Regions from separate parts of the Homo sapiens genome. Here region 1 is linked to region 2. Evidence: chromatin contacts called from ENCODE Hi-C or POLR2A ChIA-PET data. All regions are on one chromosome and are shown on one strand. The core of a region is the stretch at or near the end of the contact, and the rest is flanking DNA. Distances in the headings are between cores, read along the strand shown.

Evidence for each region. A loop is a pair of places that touch in the nucleus more often than their neighbours do. ChIA-PET counts read pairs that join two places held with the same protein, here RNA polymerase II (POLR2A). Pooled maps may share reads with other maps.
Region 1: a pooled map shows a loop between it and region 2 (2.6-fold over the local background). The contact joins the enhancer-like site here to the promoter of ITPK1 in region 2. A Hi-C loop is called at or near these places in 1 of 37 single-sample maps with no recorded cell type and 1 of 50 pooled maps. POLR2A ChIA-PET finds 5 or more read pairs at or near these places in 2 of 52 experiments (activated T-cell and naive thymus-derived CD4-positive, alpha-beta T cell).

Annotation. Positions count from the first base shown.
Region 1 is chr14:93,316,405-93,322,217 of GRCh38, reverse strand. The region is part of intron 1 of BTBD7 (BTB domain containing 7); the gene reads left to right. Among named protein-coding and RNA genes, the nearest start is that of BTBD7, 14 kb to the left of the region's middle. Within about 2 kb of position 4,202, at least 4 of the 41 ENCODE cell types and tissues checked have a DNase peak (open chromatin) inside an H3K27ac peak, as active enhancers do.
Region 2 is chr14:93,112,461-93,117,877 of GRCh38, reverse strand. ITPK1 (inositol-tetrakisphosphate 1-kinase) reads left to right here and starts at 1,953. Exons shown (of 11, transcript NM_014216.6): 1 at 1,953-2,106; 2 at 2,573-2,809. The coding sequence starts at 2,715.

The DNA.
Region 1 (5,813 bases), core at 2,953-5,452, 200 kb before region 2:
TCGCTTGAGCCCAGAAATTTGAGGTTATGGTGAGTAGCGATCACCCCACTGCACTCCAAGCCTGGTTGACAGAATGAGACCCTGTCTCTAAAATAAAAATAAGCAATAGCATATTTTTTTAAAAAACAACAAACAACTCTTTTAAGTCCAAATTCCTTTTTGGATCCTATGGCTCATATCTTGCCACTGCCTGCTGCACTCTATATAGAAATACTTTTATTTCCTTCAGGAATCCAGTTTTGTTCTCTCCGTGGGCCTTCTCATAGTTAGTTCCCACTGCTGTTTGGAGCATTATTTTGGCATTCTTCTCGCTCCTTCTATTATTTTCACCAAGAAAAGAGGAAAGCTCACACTTTCTATTGTCAGTCTTGGATATCATCCCAAATGTCACTTTCTCAAGAATCGTTTAAGATAAACAGTTGTATTATCAGCCACAAAGAAGATTAAAAAAAAAAATTGCCCAAGATCATACAGTTTAGAAATGGCAGAGTCAGATCCAAACTTGGGCAGTTTTGCTCCAGAAGTCTTTATCGCCACTGATTTATGCTTCCCCTACATTGTAATTGCCTGTTCAACAGTTTGCCCCACTATGAGCACCTTTGGGGTATTGTTTGCTTGTTTGTTTGTGACGGAGTCTTGCTCTGTAGCCCAGGCTGGAGTGCCATGGCGCGATCTCAGCTCACTGCAACCTCCACCTCCCGGGTTCAAGCGATTCTCCTGCCTCAGCCTCCCGAGCAGCTGGGATTACAGGCACGCACCACCACGTCCAGCTAATTTTTGTATTTTTAGTAGAGACGGGGTTTCACCATGTTGGCCAGGCTGGTCTTGAACTCCTGACCTCAAGCGATCCACCCGCCTAGGCCTCTGAAAGTGCTGGGATTATAGGTGTGAGCCACTGCCCCCCTTAAAAGAAGCACCTTTGGAGGAAAAATTATGCCTGTCTTGTTCATTGTTATATCCCCATGTGCTTAGCACATACTAGGTGCTCAGAAAATATTTAAATGAATGAAAATTCTTATTTGAGGGAGAGAGTGTTTTGATTAAATTCTTCTCAGTACCTTTCATGTAGTGTGTCAGTAAATGCAGTAATGTTTTCATGCCTACTTATTATACAAAGTGAAATTTTTATGATCAAGTTAATCATGGTTACAAGCTCATTTTTTATAACCTCTCTTAATTCCTTTTTGCCCTATACTGCGTAACGGTATCACTTTGCAACTGTAAAAACTAGTGCTTTGTAGGCCTCTTTCTCATATTATCCCTCTGTGAACTGTTAAAATATAGATCATTTTTAATTAGTTTCTAAAGGGTATGTAGGAAATTGTATAAAATAAAATTATACTAGTAGATGGACTCTGATCATTTATACTGTTTAACCTTTTAACAAATTACAGAGGTGTAATTTCTCTGTGTGTAGAGGTTTTTTAAAGTATCCCATATTTTAAACCTTGACTGTTACCTCAAAAAAAAAAGTGGTTTATCTGTGTCCAGTAGTCACATGGTGGATAATGATGTAAGGCATGCACATTGTGTTCATGTGTTTGTTGGAGAAGTTGGAATGTCATTATACTTCAGTAGACTTTTCAAATGAAAAATCTGAAAGCTACTTCTAGCTGTAATTCTGCTGTAATTCTCAATCAGGTCAGTAGACAGAGAACCAAAAAAGTCTTCCTCCTCTCTGAATGTTCTTGCCAAAGCCTGACTTCTTTGATTAATCTTTCTTTTCTGTATTCCTTACACTCTATTACAGGGCTTCTCAACCTTGGCACTCTTGACATTTGGGGCCAGGTAATTCTTTGTTGTGGAGGACTGTCCTGTGCCTTGTGAAATGTTTAGCAGCATCCTTGGCTTCTACCTGTTAGAGGCAAATAGTATCCTTCCCCTTTCCCCTGTCCAGTTGTGGCAATTTGAAATGTCTCCAGACATTGTCAAGTGTGGGGGTTAGGGAGGGTGGAAGGGGAGAACAATCACCCCAGTTGAAAATTGCAGCTTTCCTACATCATTCTGTCCACTTACTCATTTGTTTTAATATCTTCCCCTCCCTCTCACACTTACCTTTTCAGACTTCCTGCCTCTCTGCTACTGCCTCATTTCTCTGAACCTTTTTGCAGCCATACTTCTAAAAAAGAATTGTAAAACATCTGTTCTCTCCAAGTTTTCACTTGCAGTTCAGTTTCCTCTTTTGAATTCTATTGAGACCACATTTTTCTAGTTTTCCTCTATCTCTCTGGCCGTTCCATTTTTATTTTCTTTATCAGTTCTACCTAGTTGGACAATGGCATCATCTTTGCCCCTTTCTTTCTTGTTCTCTGTTATTCAACTCTCAAGTCTTCCTTTCTTGCCTCATTTCCTAGTGCTTAATGTTGTCTCTCATATGTGTTGTCCTATTCATTTTTATTTTTTTTGGTAAGAACACAATATGAGATCTACCCTTTCAACAAATTTTTAAGTATACAATACATTATTGTTGACTATAGGTACAGTGTTGTACAGTAGATCTCTAGAGCTTACTCATTTTGCTTAACTGAAACTGTATGCCCGTTGATTAATAAGTCTGCATTTCCCCCCAGCCCCTGACAACTCCCCTTTCACTCTTCGATTCTATGAATTTGATTATTTTAGATACTCACTTATCATTCTGGGTAATGACCAGGCCTAGATAAAGACCTCATATAAGTGGAATTATGTAGTATTTGTCTTTCTGTGACTGGCTTATTTTACTTAGCATAATGTCTTCAAGGTTCATCCATGTTGTCACCATATTTCCTTCTTCTCTGAGGCCAAATAGTATTCCATTTATGTATTTACTACATTTTCTTTATTCATTCATCTGTCAATGGATATTTAGGTTGTTTCCACATCTTGGCTGTTGTGATATCTATTAATTGTTAAGCTGGTCTCTGTATTGAAATCTCCTTGCCTATATTTCTCCATAGTTTAACATCCTGCAAGGACCAGAGCAGATTTTGTCTGTTGTTTTTTGGTTTTGGTTGTTGTTATTGTTAGAGACAGTGTCTCATTCTGTTGTCCAGGCTGTAGTGCAGTGGTGCAGTCATGGCTCACTGCTCACTGTAACCTCAAATGCCTGGACTCAAGTGATCCCTCATCTCAGCCTCCGGAGTAGCTGAGACTGCAGGCACACACTATCACACTTGGCGAATTTTTCTGTTTTTTTGTAACAGCCTGTTGCCCAGGCTGATCTCAAACTCCTGGGCTGAAGCAATCTGCCCACCTCGGCCTCCTGAAGTGCTGGGTTTACAGGCGTGAGCCCCCGCATCTAGCTTGCACCTCATTTATTAAGGGTTCGTTATGAGCCAGGCACTCTTTAAGGTCTTTGGACTATATAGTTACTGAAATAAGACACAGTCCCAGTACTCCAAGAACTTAGTCTGTTTGAGGACATGGAAATTTTAATTCATTGCTCTTACAGAGTGAGTATGGAAATTGAAGTGTATCCCAAACTTTCTGGTAGCATATAGGAAAGGGATGATTTCTCAGTTTGATGTAAACCTCATTCAAGTGCCACTTCTTACATGCAGGCTATCCTGGTCACTACCCAGTCTGATTTGTGTTTTTATACTCTCCTTTACTCAGTTCTCTTTCTTTTCCAGCCCCCAAATCATCAGCATTTCCTATGACTCAACACTTAGCTTTTCATTCATTCTTCTAGATCCTTTTCTTTAGGAAATGGATTTAATTTCAAGGGTTCAGCTGAAACTTTCAAATTTGTAGTAGCTCCAACAAAACATTTTATTGTGAAGTAATACACATACAAAGTACATTAAATAAATCTAACTTAAAAAAACATTATTTTAAAGCTGACATCACTCTGGCCATGAAATAGAGCACTGTAAGTATTCCAAAAGCCCCCCTCATGCCTCTTCCCAATCATAACCACTTTCTTCCTCCTTTTAAAGGTTACTGCTATTCTGATCTTTATGGTAATTTCCTTGCAGATTTTTAAAAATAGCTTTATTCTTGATTACCAGCTGAATATTTATCCCAAAACAATATAATGTCATTTTGGGAGGACAGTAGAGAAAGACATTTTATCATATCCCGTTTTGTGCCTGTATTTTGAATCCGCAAGATCACCCCCAGGTTTGGTGAGGAGGAAGCACAGAACTCAACATATAGTATGACTCAGCTAAGAGTTACTACAGCAAAAAAAATACAAAGCGAAAATGCCCATGGGGCAACGTCCAGAGGAAACCAGGCACAAGCTTCAAGAGTCTTATCCCAGTGAAGCCGCGTAGGATGCATTGACTTGTTACAATCCTTGTGAAATGTTGTCTTCCAGGGAAGCTTATAAGAGACTCACTGCCCAGGGTGTTTATTGGGGTATAATCACATAGGCACCCTCTGTCTAGCTTGTACCAAATTCCAAGCTCCCAGAAGGAAAGCAGATATTCAGCATAAACCATATTGTTTGCACAAACAGTTTAGGCATAGTAAATCACCCTTATTAAATAGTCAGGGAATTATGGGAACACTCCCAAAATCCAATTTCCCAGAGACCTGCCAAGGGCCATCTTTGCATGCAGGCCTTTCTAAAGATAGCAGTCTTAGGCCTGCTATGTTGTCTTTTTGGCATAGTACCTTTTGCTGTTTCTGAATTCAAAATTTAAATAAGTAAAAAATCAATTATCACTTTATGTTATGTTCTTTTTTTCTCCACCGTTGTTTTCTTTCCTAATGTATCAAGATTAGCTGGGTGTGGTAGTGTGTGCCTCTGTAGTCTCAGCTACTTGGGAGGCTGAGTGCTGTAGTGCACAATAATTGCACTTAGGATTAACCACTGCACTCCAGCCTGGGCGACATACCAAACCCTGTTTCTCTTAAAAAAAAAAAAAAGTATCAACATTAGCTCAGTGCAAAGGTTGACTACTATGATATGATTGAAAGTATATTCCGGCCGGGCGCAGTGGCTCACGCCTATAATCCCAGCACTTTGGGAGGCTGAGGCAGGCAGATCACTTAAGGTCAGGAGTTCGAGACCAGCCTGGCCAACATAGTGAAGCCCCATCTCTACTAAAAATAAAAAATTAGTTGGGTGTGGTGGCACATGGCTGTAATCTTAGCCGCTCGGGAGGCTGAGGCAGGGTAATCGCTTGAACCCAAGAGGCAAAGGTTGCAATGAGCTGAGATCGTACCACTGCACTCTTTCTTATGAAGGTTTCTGTGATTAAGTTTGGAAAGGATGAATTAAACAAAGTTAAACAGATTTCTTAACTACAGGACTCTTAGCCTTTTCACAGGAATGTGCATGACTTGGTGACTGCCTACATGTCCTGCCTCATCTCACGTTTTTTTTCCCTGACCCACTTTGCTTACTCTGCCCAGATTTAATCTAGTACTAAGGATCAAATTACAATTGTCTATGTTACATGGGCATTTTCTCAGTTTGCCACAGCAATATTATGATCACTTTACCATCTTGAATATGAACTGTCCCTCCATCTCTGCTCAATTACTGTGTCAGAGCAAGCAAACGTTTTTACTATTTCATTCATAGATTCAGCAAAATTTGTTAAGCACCTACTATATTTGCCAGACACAGTTCTAGGCACTGGAGATACAACAGTGAATAAAAGAAAAACCCTGACCTTATATAGTTTACCTTATAGTGGGGAGTGGAAAAAGGGAACAATAATTAAAAATACATGTTATGCCCAGTATGGTGGCTCACACCTGTAATCCTTAAACTCTGAGAGGCCAAAGTGGGAGGATCACTTGAGGCCAAGAGTTCAAGACCAACCTTTATAACACACCAAGACCTCAACAGAAAAAATAAAAATAAATTAGCTGGGCAC
Region 2 (5,417 bases), core at 704-3,203:
TTTAAAGTCGATGCCTGTAATCCCTACTGCTGACTTCAAGTATCAAGTTTATAGTTGCTGCCCCCATCCCCTTCGTTTTTACTCCCTTAGCCGCCTTCTTTTTTTTTTTTTTTTTTTGAGACGGAGTCTCACTCTGTTGCCCAGGCTAGAGTGCAGTGGCACGATCTCAGCTCACTGCCAGCTCTGCCTCCCAGGTTCACGCCATTCTCCTGCCTTAGCCTCCCAAGTAGCTGGGACTACAGGCGCCCGCCACCACGCCCGGCTAATTTTTTGTATTTTTAGTAGAGACAGGGTTTCACCGTGTTAGCCAGGATGATCTCAATCTCCTGACCTCATGATGTGCCCACCTCGGCCTCCCAAAGTGCTGGGATTACAGGCATGAGCCACCATGCGCAGCCTCCCTTAGCCTTCTTTTATCCATCTTGTGCCTCGGCCCTAGGGGTCCTTGCTATGATCTTCCCTTTATCCAGCTTTCCATGTCCCCCCCAGGAGCCAGGCATTCTAAGCCACAGAGCTGACCCTGGAACCTGTCACCACTTACCTTCTAGGCTCCCATGGCCTATGAAACTCGCAGTACCCTTGCCTAAGGCATGCAGTGCCCGTCCCTAGCTGGCCCCCTGGAGGAGTCCTGTTTCCCACCCATCGTCTTTTCCACTCTCCATCCATCCGTTTTCTCTACCTTGTTAAAGAAAAAAACTAATCAGATTCTCGTTAAAGATGGCAGGGAAGCCAGGCGGGGTGGCTCAGGTCTACAATCCCAGCACTTTGGGAGGCCCAGGTGGGAGGACAGCTTGAGGCCAGGAGTTCGAGACCTGCCTGGGCAACACAGTGTAGTCCCAGCTGCTCGGGAGGCTGAGGTGGGAGGATCAGTTTAGCAGGGGTGTTCGAGGCTGCAGTGAGCTATGACTGCACCATTGCACTCCAGCCTGGGCAGCATAGAGAGATCCTTGTCTTTCTTTTTTTTTTGAGACGGAGTTTCTTAATGTAGGCCGGCCAGGGTGATCACATACCAAGCGTGGAGATATTCTTGACAGCAGGATTCTGGCTAAAACTGGACTAAGAAGGCCAAGGACAGAGCCCAAGGTCGGGGCCTGGTCAGAAAGAGGTCTCGGAGGAGCCTGACTCAAGTGTGATCAAGGGAAGTCTTGGTCACCCGCTGGCAACTTGGCTTTTTCTTGTCTCCCAGCCTCAATTCAAGCTCATCCCCCTTCCCTGCTCCATCAAAATCTCCTTGATTTCCAAGGCCAGCTTCAGTGTCTCCTCTCAAACTTTTCTGAGCCTTCCCTCCACGGGAATCCATTTTTCCTGCCTGGGCCTGGGGAGAGAAGTCCATTTCTCCTTCCCAAACCCAGAGACCATTGAGGCAGGAAAGCTCCCTGGCTGCCCCATAGGGCAGGGCAGGGTAGGCGGGGTTTAGTGACTCCCCGGCGCCGACGCTGACCCGCACCCCTGAGGAAGGGGTCTCCGGGGACGGCCGCTGTTGTCGCTGTCGCCTCCAGTCCCCGCCCCTTCCCCCCTCAGTGAAGGGGACCTAGAGTGAGAACTGGTGGTCACGTCCTACGCCTAGGAGGGCCCCTGGGTGTTCACCCACCCCCCCGGGGGGCCCCATCCTGGGCCAGGGTCCGCTTCCTCGAGGGAAGGGGCGAATTCCTGGAAGGTCTCCTTCCGGGCGCAGTTGCAATGGATTGCCTTGGGGGTGCTGAACCCTGCTGGGGGTACAGAGACGTTTCCGAAACTCAGCGGCTCGGTCGCCCCCAAAGGCCAGGCGGAACACACGCCCACACCGCGGCTCCCTTCCCGAAGTAAGACCGCCGGGCCACGGCCGCCCCCAGGAAGCCCCGCGCCCCGCACCCCACACCCGGGGACACAAACAGGCGCCGGGTAGCCGCGAGGGCCGGCGCGGCGCCTTTAAGAGGCGGCGGGCGGCGCTGCCCCCTGGCGGCCGCCCCGCCGCTTCCTCGCCGCCGCGGGCTCAAGCGGGGCGGCCGGGCCAGCGCGGGGCGGCGGCGGGCAGGGGCGGCGAGTGCGCGGGCGCTCGCCGCCGCCCTTCTCGGCGGGCAGCGCGCGAGGACCAGGCCGAGGAGGAAGTGGCGGCGGCGGCGGCGGGTGAGGATCTCTGGCCGGGCCGAGTGGCCGCGTGCGCCCCGCCGGGGTCCAAGCGCGCCCAGGGGTTACGGCCCGGCTGGGAACATCAGAGGGCGAGGACCCGGGCGGGAGGAGGAGGGAGGAAGGGCTCGGAGGCCGCGCTTCTGCCGCCGCCTGAGGGCGTGTGGCTCGGGCCCGCGCGGCGGGAGGGCGGGCAGGGCGGGGGCGGTGTCTGCGGAGGCCCGGCTTCCCCTCCTGCGGGCCCTGGCCCCAGCTCCGACTCAGACTCAGGCTCAGCCGTGCCCCAGCCTCAGCCGGCAGGCCGGGCGGCGCGGCGCTCGCGAGCCGGTGGGCGGGCGGGCGAGCCCGCAGGCGGCGGGGGCGTGGGCGGTGGCAGCTTGGCCCAGCCAGTGGCCTTCCGCGCTGAGCGCCGCTCCCTCCTCCCGGCCGCCCGCCGCGCCCCGCCCCGCTCCGCTCCGCGCGGCAGGACTGCGCGCCCCAGCTCCGATCCCCGTTCCGCGTCCCCGCCGCCGGGAGGAGGTGCCCACTCGCTCGCGGCGCGCGCCGGCCGCCAGACTCGGCCTGTGGGCGATTTCCTCCGGACCCAGGCTCCCCGCCCGAGGAGGAAGATGCAGACCTTTCTGAAAGGGAAGAGAGTTGGCTACTGGCTGAGCGAGAAGAAAATCAAGAAGCTGAATTTCCAGGCCTTCGCCGAGCTGTGCAGGTAAGGAGGGACGCGGCGCCGGCGCCCGGGGACCCCCGGCCCGAGCCCGGTGACCCCCGGCCCGAGCCCGGTGCAGCCTCATTAGTTGTTTTGGGAGATCGGAGCCAAACGGGAAGAAGCGGCGCGCGGGGAGACTGAGTCCGAGCAGCCAGGTGGCGGTGGCGGCCGCCGGCCGCGTTCCAGGGAAGCGGTGGCCGGTGCGGGCGAGGTGGCACGGACCGGGGCGTTCAGGTGCACTGTGACCCGGCTGGGGAGGCCCCCAGCAGCCCAGGGCGCGGTGGGAGTTCTACTGAGGGTTGCGGAGGGACCTGGGAAATCGGGGCATCCACGCTGTGGGGTAAGGGCTTGAGGGTACTTTTGGACCGGAGTGTTTTTCTTCCTTCGTCCCCTTCCCTTTCATGAAGAAAGGGCACCCACGTTTGTGGACCACCTACTATGTGCCCCGCGTGTGCTCGGCTCTTGAGGCTGTCATTGCATATCATGAGGTTAAGCCCAGTTGAAGCGAGTAGCAATTCTTGGCATGTATGTGGTGATTTGCTGTCTCATTAGAGCCTCGCAGCAGCCCTGCAAATTGGCCAGGGTGGTGATTCTGGGCCACCTGTCTGAGAACGGGGACCGATCGGCAGAGGAGCGGGGTACCTAGCTTGGGGTCCCGCAGCTAGGGAGTGGCTGGTGCGTAGAAAGTGCTGGGTAAATGCCCGTGGTGTGGAGTGGCCTTCTGCCATCTGGGCTGTGTGCCCCTGCTCCCACCATGCTGGTGCTCCTTGGCGGAGTCTCCGGTGTTTAACAGATCACGTTCTTAATAAATTACAGAACTACTGAGTCTTGGGTCAGGTAGGCCTTCCCTTGCTCCACAACTGTAGCTTTGCCTCTGAGAAGCAGTTAAGCCCTTTTCTCAATGCAAGCCTAAGAGAATCTAGCTCTGAAAGCCTTTTGCAAACTCCAGGTGGAAACCTTTTGTGATGCAGCTTGTTAGACTGATTTTTGAAAATGGGCTCTACTTGCATTTTTGTCCCTGTGGGGGCCCCACACATCTTGGAGAATTGAACAGTTGGGTTTCCGTAACCCCTGGTGCTCCTGGGGGCCCGTGGCTGGTCTGAGCTGGCATGCGCAGGTGAGCCTGGCAGCACCTCTGTGTGCCTCATGCCTTTCCCAAGGGCCTGCTGCTCCTTTGCCCCGTGCAAGCCCCGCAGGCGCTCTTCCTGCAGCCAGAGGGGCACAGCTTGTACAGGATAGTGCCTGGTTCTTTATCCCTTGGTCTGGGGATGGGGTTGGCTGCCTTCTCCCAGGCCGGTTTCCCTAGAAGACAGGCTCTTCATGATCAATAGGGCATGCAGAGTGGCCCCAGCAATTCATGAAGAAATCAGGAGGAGCTCGAAGCCAGAGCTTTGAAAATGAGTCTTAGGACCCTTGGAACATTACAAAAGGGTACTTGAACGTTGTACCGCGGATACACTCACTTGTGGGAAGGGCATTCTAAGACACTAAAGAAATTTGGAGCAGCTGCTTTGGCATGTTCTCGAAGTCCAGTTCTGATGTGAGGCACCGGAGCTCCCCCTGCAGTCATGTAAGACTTGGGAAATCCCAGCGAATACCTCGCACCCTTTGTACTGCTGTCTGTATTTATGTCATCTTGTGTCTGCAACTCAAGCTTGAGGCTTGTCATTGGGTTGGCTTGTTTTGCTTGGTAATTAGGAGGCTCTCGCAAAATATTCTTCGCCGAGACTCACAACTAGGTCCTCGTGCTGGACCTGCAGATTGGCTTGACCTTGTAGACATTCTTCCTTTAAAGGGGTGGGAGGTTCAGAGCAAGCTATGCTATCAACGTTCTGGGGAGTAGAGCATTACTTTCTCTGAAAGAGTTGTTGTCTTCAAAGTCTAGTTGCCTTCCTTTGGCCAAAATATTGGCTTCAAAGAAGGCAGAAGTCATCAGGGCCATTCTAGAACCCGAGGAAGCCCACTTTGTGTTTTCACTAGGGAAGCTTTAGATATTTTATCACTTAAGCCTAAGAAGGAAAAGAAAACACCAAAGAGTTTTTCCGTTTCTTATTTATTACTTTCAGGGCAGTGCCCCCTGGTGGCCACATTTCTATACTGGCTGCAAAATGCTGCAACTGTTGAGCCAGTGACCAGGGAGCCCCGTGAGGTTGTTTTGTTTGGTGTGAGGGCCAATGAGACTTTAGTGGCTGAGAGACAGTGCAAAGGACATTATCATGTTTTCCACATTCAGAATCTGGGGGCGCAGGGCTTCTGTACTGACGACGGGTGATGAATTGTCTATGAATTCCCTAATGAAAAAGTCTAAAGGTATTTGAAAATGGCCCTGCTTTGGGCCGGGTGCCGTGTCTTCTGTCTGTAATCCCAGCACTTTGGGAGTCCAAGGTGGGTGGGTCACGAGGTCAGGAGATCGAGACCATCCTGGCTAACATGGTGAAACCCCATCTCTACTAAAAATACAAAAATTAGCCGGGCATGATGGCAGGCGCCTGTAGTCCCAGCTACTCAGGAGGCTGAGGCAGGAGAATCACTTGAACCCGGGAGGCAGAGGTTGCAGTAAGTCGAGATGGTGCCACTGCACTCTAGCTTGGGTGACAGAGCGAGACTCCAT